Linked DNA regions of Homo sapiens: region 2 is linked to region 1. A link is a contact called in ENCODE POLR2A ChIA-PET data. All regions are on one chromosome and are shown on one strand. The core of a region is the stretch at or near the end of the contact, and the rest is flanking DNA. Distances in the headings are between cores, read along the strand shown.

Region 1 (6,549 bases), core at 1,392-3,891:
CTGTGAGGATGAAATGACCTAAGACTTGCAAAGTCCTAGAAATGTTAAATTTAAAAACAGCTCTTTAGACACAAAGCCTCATGTATACGCTAAAAATATACTGAGGTTGCCCAACATGGTGACAGACACAGTTTCAGGTGCACACCCCCCACACACACCCTCCCACTCCCTTCCACTCGCACCCTCACACACCCACACCCTTCTCTTAAAATACCTCCTCCCCAGGGCGGCCAGAGATGAGCATTTACACAGCTGTCTGGGGCCCGTGCCCTCATGAATAATGTACAAGCCTCATGCATATGCAAGCAGGGGCCTGCGGGGTGCTGGAGGAGGGGCAGCTCGGATCCATGTGAATGTGTGTGTGTGAGAGAGTGTGTGTGAGTGTGTGTGTGTAAGTGTGTGTGTGTCCCCTCCTTCACTTCACCCCCACCTCAAGTCTCCGTTAGCACTGAGTGAAGGTGAGTTTGCCAATGGGCATTTGTGAGTGTTTGTGACTGGGTGTGTGTCCGGGGTGTTGTGTCCTGGCAAGGGTGTGAAGGCGGTTGTGCCATGTGGTGGGTGCATGTTGTGTGTGTGAGCCTGCAGCAGCTCCGTGCACCGGGTGGAGCACATGGGACCTAGTGTGATCTGTGGATGTGTGTGAGTCTGAGTGACCCTCAGCAGGGGGCTGTGCGCACATGTGTGTGTTTCTGACCTGAGAGTCAGGGTGTATTAGTGTGCATGGGTGTGAATGTGGAACTCCGTGGAGGAGAAAGGGAGATGGGCTCAGTCATCATCCCGGGCTTCCCCTTGGGGATTTCAACCCCTGCTCAAGCTTTCCCTGTTAGCGCCCCAACTCTGAACACAGACCACGTCCCACACCCCCGTGCCAAGGGTGCACACTGCCAACCGCATGGAAAGAACCCTTGGCCCCTCCAGATACACAAGCGGGACACACACAGCCACGCACCCCAGACACAGACCCTGGGGAAACACACACTCACACAGATTCACAGTGACATTAACAAAGAGAGACAATATGGGCACTTACAAGACAGGCGGCGTGTCTTCTGCACAAAGACACACACCCACAGTCTCGGGCCCCCCCCCCCCCACATAAACCCCTTGATGAACGGAACAGCATCAGACATAGCTCCTCACTCACACGGCGATGCCAGCCCCTGGCACAAACCGAGATGGATAATTGTGGCCTTGGTGACCGATGGACACCCATCATTTTGCCACATGGTGATGTGGCCCTCGGCACAAGTTTTCTGACAAAGACACAACCACAGTCACATCAGACTCACAGGGGACCCTAGAACCCCTGGGCATACTCCCCCTCCCTGCCTGTCTGGGGTGGACACACACACAAAACCCCCATATCCTTGAGGGGGAACTTGATTTCAGAATGTCCATCAGCTATTGCGACGGCTGGGTTCTGGGGTCCCACAGTGCACCCACCCCTTCCTGCCTGCCCTGCCCCCACGTCCCCCGCTGGGGCCCAGAGCCAACCCTCTCCCTGGCCTGGCTGTTTCTCATTGATGCTGCCTGAGAGGAACAAAGCCCCACGCGTAGGGATGGGGGTCTCTCCTGCCCAGACAGGGCCCTTACTTCCCAGCCCCTTACTTCCCAGCCCCTGTGCCCCCAAACCAAGCCAGCGCTTCCACATGTGTCCATATGGACAGGTGGAACTAAAGGGGGTGGGGGTAGGGGTCTGTGTCATGCTGTAAGGACGTGGGAGGCTGTGAAGGTGCTGGGGGACAGCCCCCCCTCTGAGCTGGTATCCCTCACAGGTCCTGGGGATCCATAGCTGGGGGGTCTAGGGGACCCCCACCCAACATTCACCTGGGACACCCAGTGTGTTCCCTGGGATAAGGGACAACACCTCAACCCAAGGTCTAAGGGAATAACGGGGAACCACGTTGGGATGGGGACCCCCAGGACCTCCTCCCTGAGTCAGAACGTGGTGACCGGACCTGACCCAAAAGGACAGGGAGATGGCAGGGAGCCCCTTCCCCATGGCCGTTCGCTCTCAGCGCAGATACCCTTCCATTGGGCACAGGGTGATCTGGGGGCCCCCTCCCCACTGCAGTCCGGCCCGGAATCCTCCATTCAACCGCAAATTGGGAATCCCTACTTAAAATCCTGGGGTGTCTCGGCTGAGATACGGGGGTGCCCTGTTCCAGAGTCCCCCATTCGGCATCTGGGTGTCCTCTTCTTCCCTCCAAACTCGGGGGGCCCCTCCCCTAGCCCTGTTTCCCATTGCTCCCTCCTCAACCCTGAGACCCACCCCCAGCCCGGCCCCCTCCCCACCGGGGGGTAGTCTCCGGATTCCGCGGACAACCTTCCTCCCCAAATGTCTGTTCACCTAGCATTCCCAAGCCCCCTCCCAGTTCGCGCTCCCTCCTCAACCTAGGGCTCCCCTCCCCCGCTTCAGCCCCCTCCCCATTCTGGGGACTTCTCCCTGGTCTCAGGTCCTCTCCCTAATCCTGAGCTCTGTCTCTAATCCCGAAGTCTTCTCCCGCAACACGGCCCCCTCACGGATCCCCCACCTGGCTCCTAGCTCGGACGCATCCCGGGGCGGCCGCCGGGCACAAAGGACGCTGCGCTCCGACTCAGCCAGCTCCGCGCCGGGTCCAGCCCCTGCGCCCTGCGCTCCGCTGGCCCCAGCGCCGCCTCAGTGCTTATAAAGGGGCCGCGAGGGCTCTCTGCGCATGCGCCCCCGCCAGCCCGAGGCCTCTGGCTGCGCGAGGGAGGGGGCTCCCCTGCCTAAAATCCCCACCCCGCCCATTTTTTGGACACTCACCGCACCCAGGAGAAGATGGCATCGATTCTCCTCCCATTCTCTTTGCCCCAGGAACCGCGTTAAACGTCCCCATTATGCCCCAGGATGAGGCCGTCCCATTTTACAGGTGGGGAAACTGAGCCCCAAGGAGGCAAAGTCGCTTCCCAAGGTCACGCACAGAGGCAGAGCTGGGATTCGAACCTCGCCCTGCCTGATTCTCCAGGACTCACGTTCAAAGCAGTTTTGGCTACAATTACTGGTTTACCCCATTTACAGAGAGGAAACTGAGGCACGGACGAGACGGGGAGACTCCTTGTTCACACAGCTGGTAAGAGGCACGCAGGGTGGGAGTCCAGGTGTGTGACACCCCCGAGCTGTTTCCAGCAACTACAGCCAGATTGTATCATTCATTCATTCACCTTTGTCTGATCAGCATTTATGTAGCACACTCTATGGACTGGGTACTGCTGTTGACACATGAATAATTTTGCTTTATGCAGAGGCATAGGCATGTCCCTGCCATGAGACATGAGACCCCAATCTTTTTTTTTTTTTTTCAGACGGAGTCTTGCTCCGTCATCCAGGCTGGAGTACAGTGGCACGATGTTGGCTCACTGCAACCTCCACCTCCCAGGTTCAAGCGATTCTCCTGCCTCAGCCTCCTGAATAGCTGGGATTACAGGCACCTGCCACCACACCCAGTTAATTTTTGTATTTTTAGTAGAGATGTGGTTTCACCATGTCAGCTAGGCTGGTCTCGATCTCCTGGCCTCAAATGATCCGCCCGCCTCAGCATCCCAAAATGCTGGGATTACAGGCATGAGCCACCGCGCATGGCCTTGAATTACACATTTTAAGATGGTGAGTTTTATGTTATCTGTATTTGACCACCATTAAAAATATGGTAATGAGGGCTGGGTTCGGTGGCTCACACCTGTAATCCCAGCACTTTGGGAGGCCAAGGCGGGTGGATCACCTGAGGTCAGGAGTTTAAGACCAGCCTGGCCAACATGGTGAAACCCTTTCCCTATTAAAAATACAAAAATTAGCCAGGCGTGTTGGCAGACACCTGTAATCCCAGCTGCTCAGGAGGCTGAGGCAGGAGAATCGCTTGAACCCAGGAGGCAGAGGTTGCAGTGAGCTGAGACCATGCCATTGCACTCCAGCCTGAGTGACAGAGTGAGACTCCGTCTCAAAAAAAAAAAAAAAAAAAAAAAAGCCATGAGGAGGGAAATGTGCCCAGAGAGGGCAGGCTTTGCCCCTGCCTTCCTTCCTATGGTCGTGGTGTTTCTGTGCTGAGAATGGGCTCGCAGCGCTCCACCCTGGGTCCTATATCTGTGAGTGTGTGTTTAGCATCTCTGAGGGTGCGTGTCCATCTGGTAGGAGGATAGGCAAATGAGGGACAAGATAGCTTCCACAAGGTTATCAAAGAAAGGAGGCCTTGGCCAGGTGCCGTGGCTCACGCCCATAATCCCAGCGCTTTGGGAGGCCAAGAGGACAGATCATTTGAGGTCAGGAGTTCGAGACCAGCCTAGCCAACATGGTGAAACCCCATCTCTAATAAATCAAAATTAGGGTGTGGTGGCGGACGCCTGTAATCCCAGCTACTCGGGAGGCTGAGGCAGGAGAATCGCTTGAACCCTGGAGGCGCAAGTTGCAGTGAGCCGAAATTGGGCCACTGCATTCCAGCCTGGGCAACAGAGTGAGACTCCATCAAAAAAAGAAAAAAGAAGAAGAAAGGAGGCCAAGCACCGTGGCTCATGCCTGTAATCCCAACACTTTGGGAGGCTGAAGCAGGCAGATCACCTAAGGTCAGGAGTTTGAGACCAGCCCAGCCCAGCCAACATGGTGAAACCCTGTCTGTACTAAAAATACAAAAATTAGCCAGGCATGGTGGTGTTCACCTATAATCCCAGATACTCAGGAGGCTGAGGCAGGAGAATCACTTGAACCTGGGAGGCGGAGCGTGCAGTGAACCGAGACTGTGCCACTGCACTCCAGCCTGGGTGTCAGAGCAAGATTCCATCTCAAAAAAAAAAAAAAAGATTATCAAAGAAAGGGTAGGAATGAATGAGGGATAAGGGGGGACCCCAGGTGAGCAAGGGGTAGCCCTGGGGTCCAAGATGATACAGCGGGAAGCTGCACTGACTGTTTGACTCTGTGTCACAGAGGAGAGATGGAGGTCAAGGATCCCAGCTGATGTGAGTGTCTGCAGGTGACAGCTGTGTCAGCAGCACCCAAACAGCATGCAATGACTAGTCGGTGAGGCTGGAGCGTGCTGGGGGGTTGGCTGTGGCTCACACTGGGAAAGACGCTGAGAACAGCTGCGTGACGTGCGTGAGAACCGAGTAGCTCAGCCTCCACAAGTCTGGGGTTCAAACCCCCTCCCTGCCATTCGTAACAATGTGACTCTGAGTGAGCCATCTCATCTTTCTGTGTCTCAGTTTCCCCATCTGAAATGGGGATAGTCCAGGTGCCGGTGGCTCATGCCTGTAATCCCAGCACTTTGGGAGTCAGAGGCAGGAGGATCACTTGAGCCCAGGAGTTCAAGACCAGCCTGAGCAACACAGTGAGACCCCCATCTCTACAAAAAATAACTTAAAAGTTAGCAGGACATGGTGGCACACATCTGTGGTCCCGGCTACTCGGGAGGCTGAGGGGGAAGGATCGCTGGAGCCCAGGAGATTAAAGCTGCAGTGAGTCAAGATTGCATCACTGTACTCTGGTCTGGGTGACACAGTGAGACCCTATTTCAAAAATGAATAAAATAAAATGGGGGGAGGGTGGGCGCGGTGGCTCAAGGCTGTAATCTCAGCACTTTGGGAGGCCAAGGCAGATGGATCATGAGGTCAGAATTTGAGACCAGCCTGGCCAACATGGTGAAATCCCGTCTCTACTAAAATTCAAAATTAGCTGGGTGGGGTGGTGCACACCTGTAATCCCAGCTACTCAGGAGGCTGAGGTAGGACAATCGCTTGAACCCAGGAGGTGGAGGTTGCAGTGAGCCAAGATGGCACCACTGCATTCCAGCCTGGGTGACTGAGTGAGATTCCATCTTGGGAAAAAATTAAATAAATAAATAAATAAAATGGGGGATAATGAATGTCCCTACGTTACCGGTTGCTTGGAGAATGAAATGGGAAGTAAACACACAGGCAGGGACTGCTGTTTATTTTACAGGTGCTGGGGAAACTGAGGCTTAAGGAGCTAGGATCACCTGCCCGAGGATGTACAGAGTGAGTAGAGACCAGGTGGAAGCCAAGGTCTGTGGGCGCAGAGCTGAGCCCCAACCCCACCTATCCTCATCCTTCTGCTTCCCCCGCTTCTCCACTCCTCCCCACCCCTTGCCCCCACCCCCCGGCTCCTCGCTGGTGCCAGGGCTGAGCTTAGAGGGGCTGGCCTGGGGCCCAGGGGCGGGCTGTTGCCGGGGGCTTGAATGAGGCAACCTTGCCTGGGAATCTACTGGGCTCAAAGAGCTATTTATAGGCCTGAGCTGGGATTGGGCACCCCTCCCCAGCCCTGAGTGCCTTCTCTGTCCCCACCACCCCACTGGGGCCCTGGGCCAGGGGCTGCTGCCAGTGGGGGAGGGGTGGGGGATGGTACTGGCAGACCAGAGCAGAGGTGGGGAGGGAGGCTGGACCCTCCAAGAGAGCTGGGTCTCAGGGGTGGACAGTGCCTCCAAAGTGCCTCTGAACATGCCCAAGGTGACACATGGGTAAGTCACACACAATGCCACCAACAACCACTGACACACACAGTCACACCCCAGCCACACCCCAGCC
Region 2 (6,263 bases), core at 2,673-5,172, about 36 Mb before region 1:
GTCCAGGGAAGGAAAGGCAGATCCCAACTGCCATCAGGAACTGAGGCTTCTAAGGCCAGGTGCAGTGGCTCATGCCTGTAATCCCAGCACTTTGGGAGGCCAAGGCGGGCAGATCATGAGGTCAGGAGTTTGAGACTATCCTGGCCAACATGGTGAAACCCCGTCTCTACTAAAAATACAAGAATTAGCCAGGCGTGGTGGCGTGCACCTGTAGTCCCAAGAGAATCGCTTGAACCCAAGAGGTGGAGGTTGCAGTGAGCTGAGATCATGCCGCTGCACTCCAGCCTGGGTGACAGAGCGAGACTCCATCTCAAAAAAAAAAAAAAAAAAAAGAAATTCCAGTTCTGGATTTGACAGTCCTCAGATTGAACCTTGTCTTGGCCAATTTCTAGCTCTGTGACTGGGGCTAGTCTCTTAGTCTCTGCCTCCTGGAGTTGATGAGATGATGTACATAAAATATCTGATAGGCATGTGATGTTGGCTGTGAGCATCTTCATATGCCACTCAAGAACATCATCTTTTGCTCTTGTCTTCCTGTGGTAAAGGTTTTGTTTTCACTTCTAGGGTCTGCTCTTTGCTCTCAATGGTAACAGTGGAATGTTGGTGCTTAACCTTGGAACTGCAGGCCCTCCTCACTGGTGTAAATAACCTCAGAAAGATAAGAAGAAAATGTTCCCACTTCTTCTGTAACAGCAGAAAAATAGATATTAGTCTGCACCATAAAGATGGTTCAGATAAGCAGGTGAAGTTAGAACATCCACAAAAGTATAAAATTGACTCTTCTGTCCTGTGTGGAGAGGGGTAAGAGTATTATAAGCCCATTCTGATTTCTGTTATTTTACTCTTTTTTGATTGCGCCAGTGCAATCCAGCCTGGGCGATGACAAGAGTGAAACTCCATCTCAAAACAAACAAACAAACAAACAAAAACAAACCATAAACACAAACTCATAAACAACATACATCCAGCCACAGACATGATTGCAAATACACACAATTATACATAAAGGCACAGAATACATACAGAACCAGAGCTACACGGTAACACCCTGAAGACCGACTTCTTGTTTTCCTGGGGGAAGGAGGTTGGTGTGTAAGTATGTGGAAAGTGTGGGGTTCAGGGACCACACCTAAGAGCCACCAGAACTATCCCTTTCTATAGAAACAGGCTTCGTGGCGGATGAAGACCCCATCTTGGGGTTCCACCAGATATTCCTACTAAAGAACATCAGCTGGGTGTGGTGGCTCATGCCTGTAATCCCAGCACTTTGGGAAGCTGAGGCGGGTGGATCACTTGAGGTCAGGAGATCGAGACCAGCCTGGCCAACATGGTGAAACCTTGTCTCTACTAAAAATACAAAAATTAGCCAGGCGTGGAGCACGCCTGTAATCCCAGCTACTTGGGAGGCTGAGGTAGGAGAATCACTTGAACCTGGGAGGCGGAGGTTGCAGTGAGCCGAGATCACATCACTGCACTCCAGCCTGGGCGACACAGTGAGACTCCGTCTCAAAAACAAAACAAAACCAAACAAAACAAAACATCAGCGATGCAATGATGCTTGGGTTTGCACCAATGATATGCAGGCTTGCTCTGCACAACTTCAGCTGACCTCCTCTCCACCGGGCCCTCACGCTGCCTCCTCTTCCCTCCTCTTTCCAGAACTATTGCCACTCCTCCAGATATGATGCACAAATGAGCAGGGTCGCAGTGGGAGTGGGCGCAGTGCGCTGATGCCACGGAGGTGTTGTGCATGACGTCTGGACACTAGACTAGCTGCATGTAATGGGAAAAGTTTGTGTTGTACCAGCGCATGCCTTGGAAAGACTTAAGTAATGCAAAAGGTTGTCCTTTAAAAAAAAAAAAAATCTGGCCGGTCGCGGCGGCTCACGCCTGTAATCCCAGCATTTTGGGAGGCCGAGGCAGTCGGATCACGAGGTCAGGAATTCGAGACCAGCCTGGCCAACATGGTGAAACCCCGTCTCTACTAAAAAACAAAAATTAGCCGGGCGTGGTGGAGCACGCCTGTAGTCCCAGCTACTCAGGAGGCTGAGGCAGGAGAATCGCTTGAACCCGGGAGGCAGAGCTTGCAGTGAGCCGACATCGCGCCACTGCACTCCAGCCTGGGCGACAGAGCAAGCCTCCGTCTCAAAAACAACAACAACAACAAAAAAAAACAAAACTACTGACAAGTTGCTCTACTTAACCCAAAGAAAGTGAAGGAGAAAGCGGCTGCCTCACCGCCTAGACATTGAGTCGCCGGATGTTTCAATGCCTCATGATACAATAAAACCACAAAAATTTTCGTAACAGCAGCAGCAACAACAACAACAAAAGAGAAAGAGAGAGGGAAAGAAACAGGCCTCGTGGGATGCGCAGTTTACGTCTCCGCGCAAACCCAAGGACTTCAGAGTGGGTGGGAAACTCCCACAGCGCTTGGGAAACAGTCTGTAGTCTCTGTCCCGATTTTGGCCCTTTTCTGTATGATTTTTATGGGACTCTTCCTGTCACAAAGTGCCAGCCACCTTCCCAATCTTGAGTTGGGCGCGGGATCCGTAAGGTGAAGATCAAGGTGTGCTCATCGCTTGGGCCCGCTGAAAGGTGATTCGCCCCCCACCTGCTGGAACTCCTTGCCCGGGACCACCAATCCCAGCATGCCTTGAGAGCGCGCGAGGGCCTGGGCGGTTCCCAGGAGGTCCGGGTGGGCGCAGGAGAAGCGCGGGCCAGTGAAAGCTCTGAGAGCCCTGTCCCTGTGGACACTGTGTCTTGGGTTCCTTTACTCGGTGTGGCTCAGGGATTACCATTAGGGAGTGGAGTGTGGATTTCTCTTGCCCCGAGCCCTAAATGCCTTGGGGCCCTGCCTTGCACCCCACTGTGCTTTTAGGGGTGTGGCCCTGTGGGCTACATTTCCCAGCGTGCCCTAGGATCGTGGTCCTGACCTTTTCACCGCAAATTTCATTTCCCAGCATGCCCTGCGAGGTCACCCAGGGAAGCTTGGAAGTGGACTGTCTTTCATGGCTTCTAGGTTGCGGACTCAGTTTCCCATGGTGCCCTGGTGAACCCATTCATTCATTCATTCCAAAAATATTTGCGATCAGGTTCTCTCAGGTTCTGTTCTAAGAACCGAGGACAAGTAGTGCACAGAAGACAAAAGATCCCGCTCTCGTGGAGCTTATTTCTAGTTAAGGGGTCAGGAAAAAAACCAAAATAAATAAAACCCAGCTGGGCATGGTGGCTTACGCTCGTCATCCCAGCAGGATTACAGGCCGAGGCGGGCGGATCATGAGGTCAAGAGATCAAGACCATCATGGCCAACATGGTGAAATCCCGTCTCTACTAAAAATATAAAAATTAGCAGGGCGGGGTGGCGCGCGCCTGTTATCCCAGCTACTCTGGGGACTGAGCCAGAATTGCTTGAACCTGGGAAGCGGAGGTTGCAGCGAGCCGATATCGCGCCACTGAACTCCAGCGTGGCGACAGAGCGAGACTCCGTCTCAAAACAAAGAAAACAAAATAAAACAACAATAACAAAACAACTCTGCCTCTCCCCGCACTCCCTCCCACGCGGCTGTCCAGTCGAATTCCTAACTGCCCCGGGGCAGTCTGCTATTCATCCCCTTTACCCGGTGCTACACACTTCCTAGTATGCCGTGGGGCACCCCTCCGGCCTGTAGACTCCATTTCCCAGCATTCCCCGGAGGAGGCCCTCATCTGGCGATTTCCACTGGGCGCCTCGGAGCTGCGGACTTCCCAGTGTGCATCGGGGCACAGCGACTCCTGGAAGTGGCCAAGGGCCACTTCTGCTAATGGACTCCATTTCCCAGCGCTCCCCGCGACCTGCCCAGCACACCCTGGGGCAGCGCCGTGACGTCAGCACGCCGGGCGGGGACCGGGAGATCCTTGGGGCGGTGGGGGGCCAGCGGCAGTTCCCGGCGGCCCCCGGGGCGGGCGGGCGGGCGGGTGGTGGCGGCGGTTGGGGCTCGGCGCTCGCTCGCTCGCTGGGCGGGCGGGCGGTGCGATGTCCGGAGAGGATGGCCCGGCGGCTGGCCCGGGGGCGGCGGCGGCGGCTGCCCGGGAGCGGCGACGGGAGCAGCTGCGGCAGTGGGGGGCGCGGGCGGGCGCCGAGCCTGGCCCCGGAGAGCGCCGCGCCCGCACCGTCCGCTTCGAGCGCGCCGCCGAGTTCCTGGCGGCCTGTGCGGGCGGCGACCTGGACGAGGCGCGTCTGATGCTGCGCGCCGCCGACCCTGGCCCCGGCGCCGAGCTCGACCCCGCCGCGCCGCCGCCCGCCCGCGCCGTGCTGGACTCCACCAACGCCGACGGTATCAGCGCCCTGCACCAGGTCAGCGCCCCCCGCCCGGCGTCTCCCGGGGCCAGGTCCACCCTCTGCTGCGCCACCTGGGGCATCCTCCTTCCCCGTTGCCAGTCTCGATCCGCCCCGTCGTTCCTGGCCCTGGGCTTTGCCACCCTATGCTGACACCCCGTCCCAGTCCCCCTTACCATTCCCCTTCGACCACCCCACTTCCGAATTGGAGCCGCTTCAACTGGCCCTGGGCTTAGCCACTCTGTGCTGACCACTCTGCCCCAGGCCTCCTTACCATTCCCCTTCGACCTACTCTCTTCCGCATTGGAGTCGCTTTAACTGGCCCTGGCTTTGGCAGCCTGTGCTGACCCATGCAGTCCTCCTTACCATCCCTCCCTCGACTTCCCCTCTTCCGATGTTGAGCCCCTCCAGCCGGTCCTGGACTTTGTCTCCTTCCCTGCCCTGCCCTCTCCTGAACCTGAGCCAGCTCCCATAGCTCAGTCTGGTCTATCTGCCTGGCCCTGGCCATTGTCACTTTGCGCTGCCCTCCTCTCGCCCCCGAGTGCCCTTGCTGTGCCGCCGGAACTCTGCCCTCTAACGCTGCCGTCTCTCTCCTGAGTCCGGACCACTTTGAGCTCTACTGGCTTCTGCGCCGCCTCTGGCCCACTGTTTCCCCTTCCCAGGCAGGTCCTGCTTTCTCTGACCTGCATTCTCTCCCCTGGGCCTGTGCCGCTTTCTGTCTGCAGCTTGTGGCCTGGGTCACCTCTACGGCTGGCCCAGATCCTTCCCTGCCGCCTCCTTCAGGTTCCGTCTTCCTCCACTCCCTCTTCCCCTTGCTCTCTGCTGTGTTGCTGCCCAAGGATGCTCTTTCCGGAGCACTTCCTTCTCGGCGCTGCACCACGTGATGTCCTCTGAGCGGATCCTCCCCGTGTCTGGGTCCTCTCCGGGCATCTCTCCTCCCTCACCCAACCCCATGCCGTCTTCACTCGCTGGGTTCCCTTTTCCTTCTCCTTCTGGGGCCTGTGCCATCTCTCGTTTCTTAGGATGGCCTTCTCCGACGGATGTCTCCCTTGCGTCCCGCCTCCCCTTCTTGTAGGCCTGCATCATCACCGTTTTTCTGGACAACCCCAAAGTACCCCGTCTCCCTGGCTTTAGCCACCTCTCCATCCTCTTGCTTTCTTTGCCTGGACACCCCGTTCTCCTGTGGATTCGGGTCACCTCTCACTCCTTTCATTTGGGCAGCTCCCCTACCCCCCTTACCTCTCTAGTCTGTGCTAGCTCTTCCAGCCCCCTGTCATGGCATCTTCCAGGGGTCCGAGAGCTCAGCTAGTCTTCTTCCTCCAACCCGGGCCCCTATGTCCACTTCAGGACAGCATGTTTGCTGCCTCCAGGGATCCTGTGTCCCCGAGCTGGGACCACCTTATATTCCCAGGGCCGGTTAATGTGGCTCTGGTTCTGGGTACTTTTATCTGTCCCCTCCACCCCACAGTGGGGCCACTAGGGACAGGATTGGTGACAGAAAAGCCCCATCCTTAGGCCTCCTCCTTCCTAGTCTCCTGATATTGGGTCTAACCCCCACCTCCTGTTAGGCAGATTCCTTATCTGGTGACACACCCCCATTTCCTGGAGCCATCTCTCTCCTTGCCAGAACCTCTAAGGTTTGCTTACGATGGAGCCAGAGAGGATCCTGGGAGGGAGAGCTTGGCAGGGGGTGGGAGGGAAGGGGGGGATGCGTGACCTGCCCGGTTCTCAGTGGCCACCCTGCGCTACCCTCTCCCAGAACCTGAGCTGCTCTGACGCGGCCGTCTGGTGCGTTTCACTGATCCTGGTGCTGCAGCTTCCTTACACTTCCCAAGAGGAGAAGCAGTTTGGAAAAACAAAATCAGAATAAGTTGGTCCTGAGTTCTAACTTTGGCTCTTCACCTTTCTAGTCCCCAATTTATATTGTTCCTCCGTGCGTCAGTTT

What was found. ChIA-PET counts read pairs that join two places held with the same protein, here RNA polymerase II (POLR2A).
Region 2: POLR2A ChIA-PET joins it to region 1 with 12 read pairs in RWPE1. The contact joins the promoter of PPP1R12C here to the promoter of NCAN in region 1. POLR2A ChIA-PET finds 5 or more read pairs at or near these places in 2 of 52 experiments (CD8-positive, alpha-beta T cell and RWPE1).

Annotation. Positions count from the first base shown.
Region 1 is chr19:19,208,050-19,214,598 of GRCh38, reverse strand. It overlaps NCAN (neurocan), which reads right to left and starts at 2,641. Exons shown (of 15, transcript NM_004386.3): 1 at 2,535-2,641. RefSeq lists enhancers at 1-491, 492-992, 2,545-2,839.
Region 2 is chr19:55,115,296-55,121,558 of GRCh38, reverse strand. It overlaps PPP1R12C (protein phosphatase 1 regulatory subunit 12C), which reads left to right and starts at 3,922. Exons shown (of 22, transcript NM_017607.4): 1 at 3,922-4,336. The coding sequence starts at 4,016. RefSeq lists enhancers at 539-628, 3,567-3,846, 4,807-4,886, 5,287-5,336, 4,691-5,526 and silencers at 3,907-3,986, 4,177-4,256, 4,277-4,376.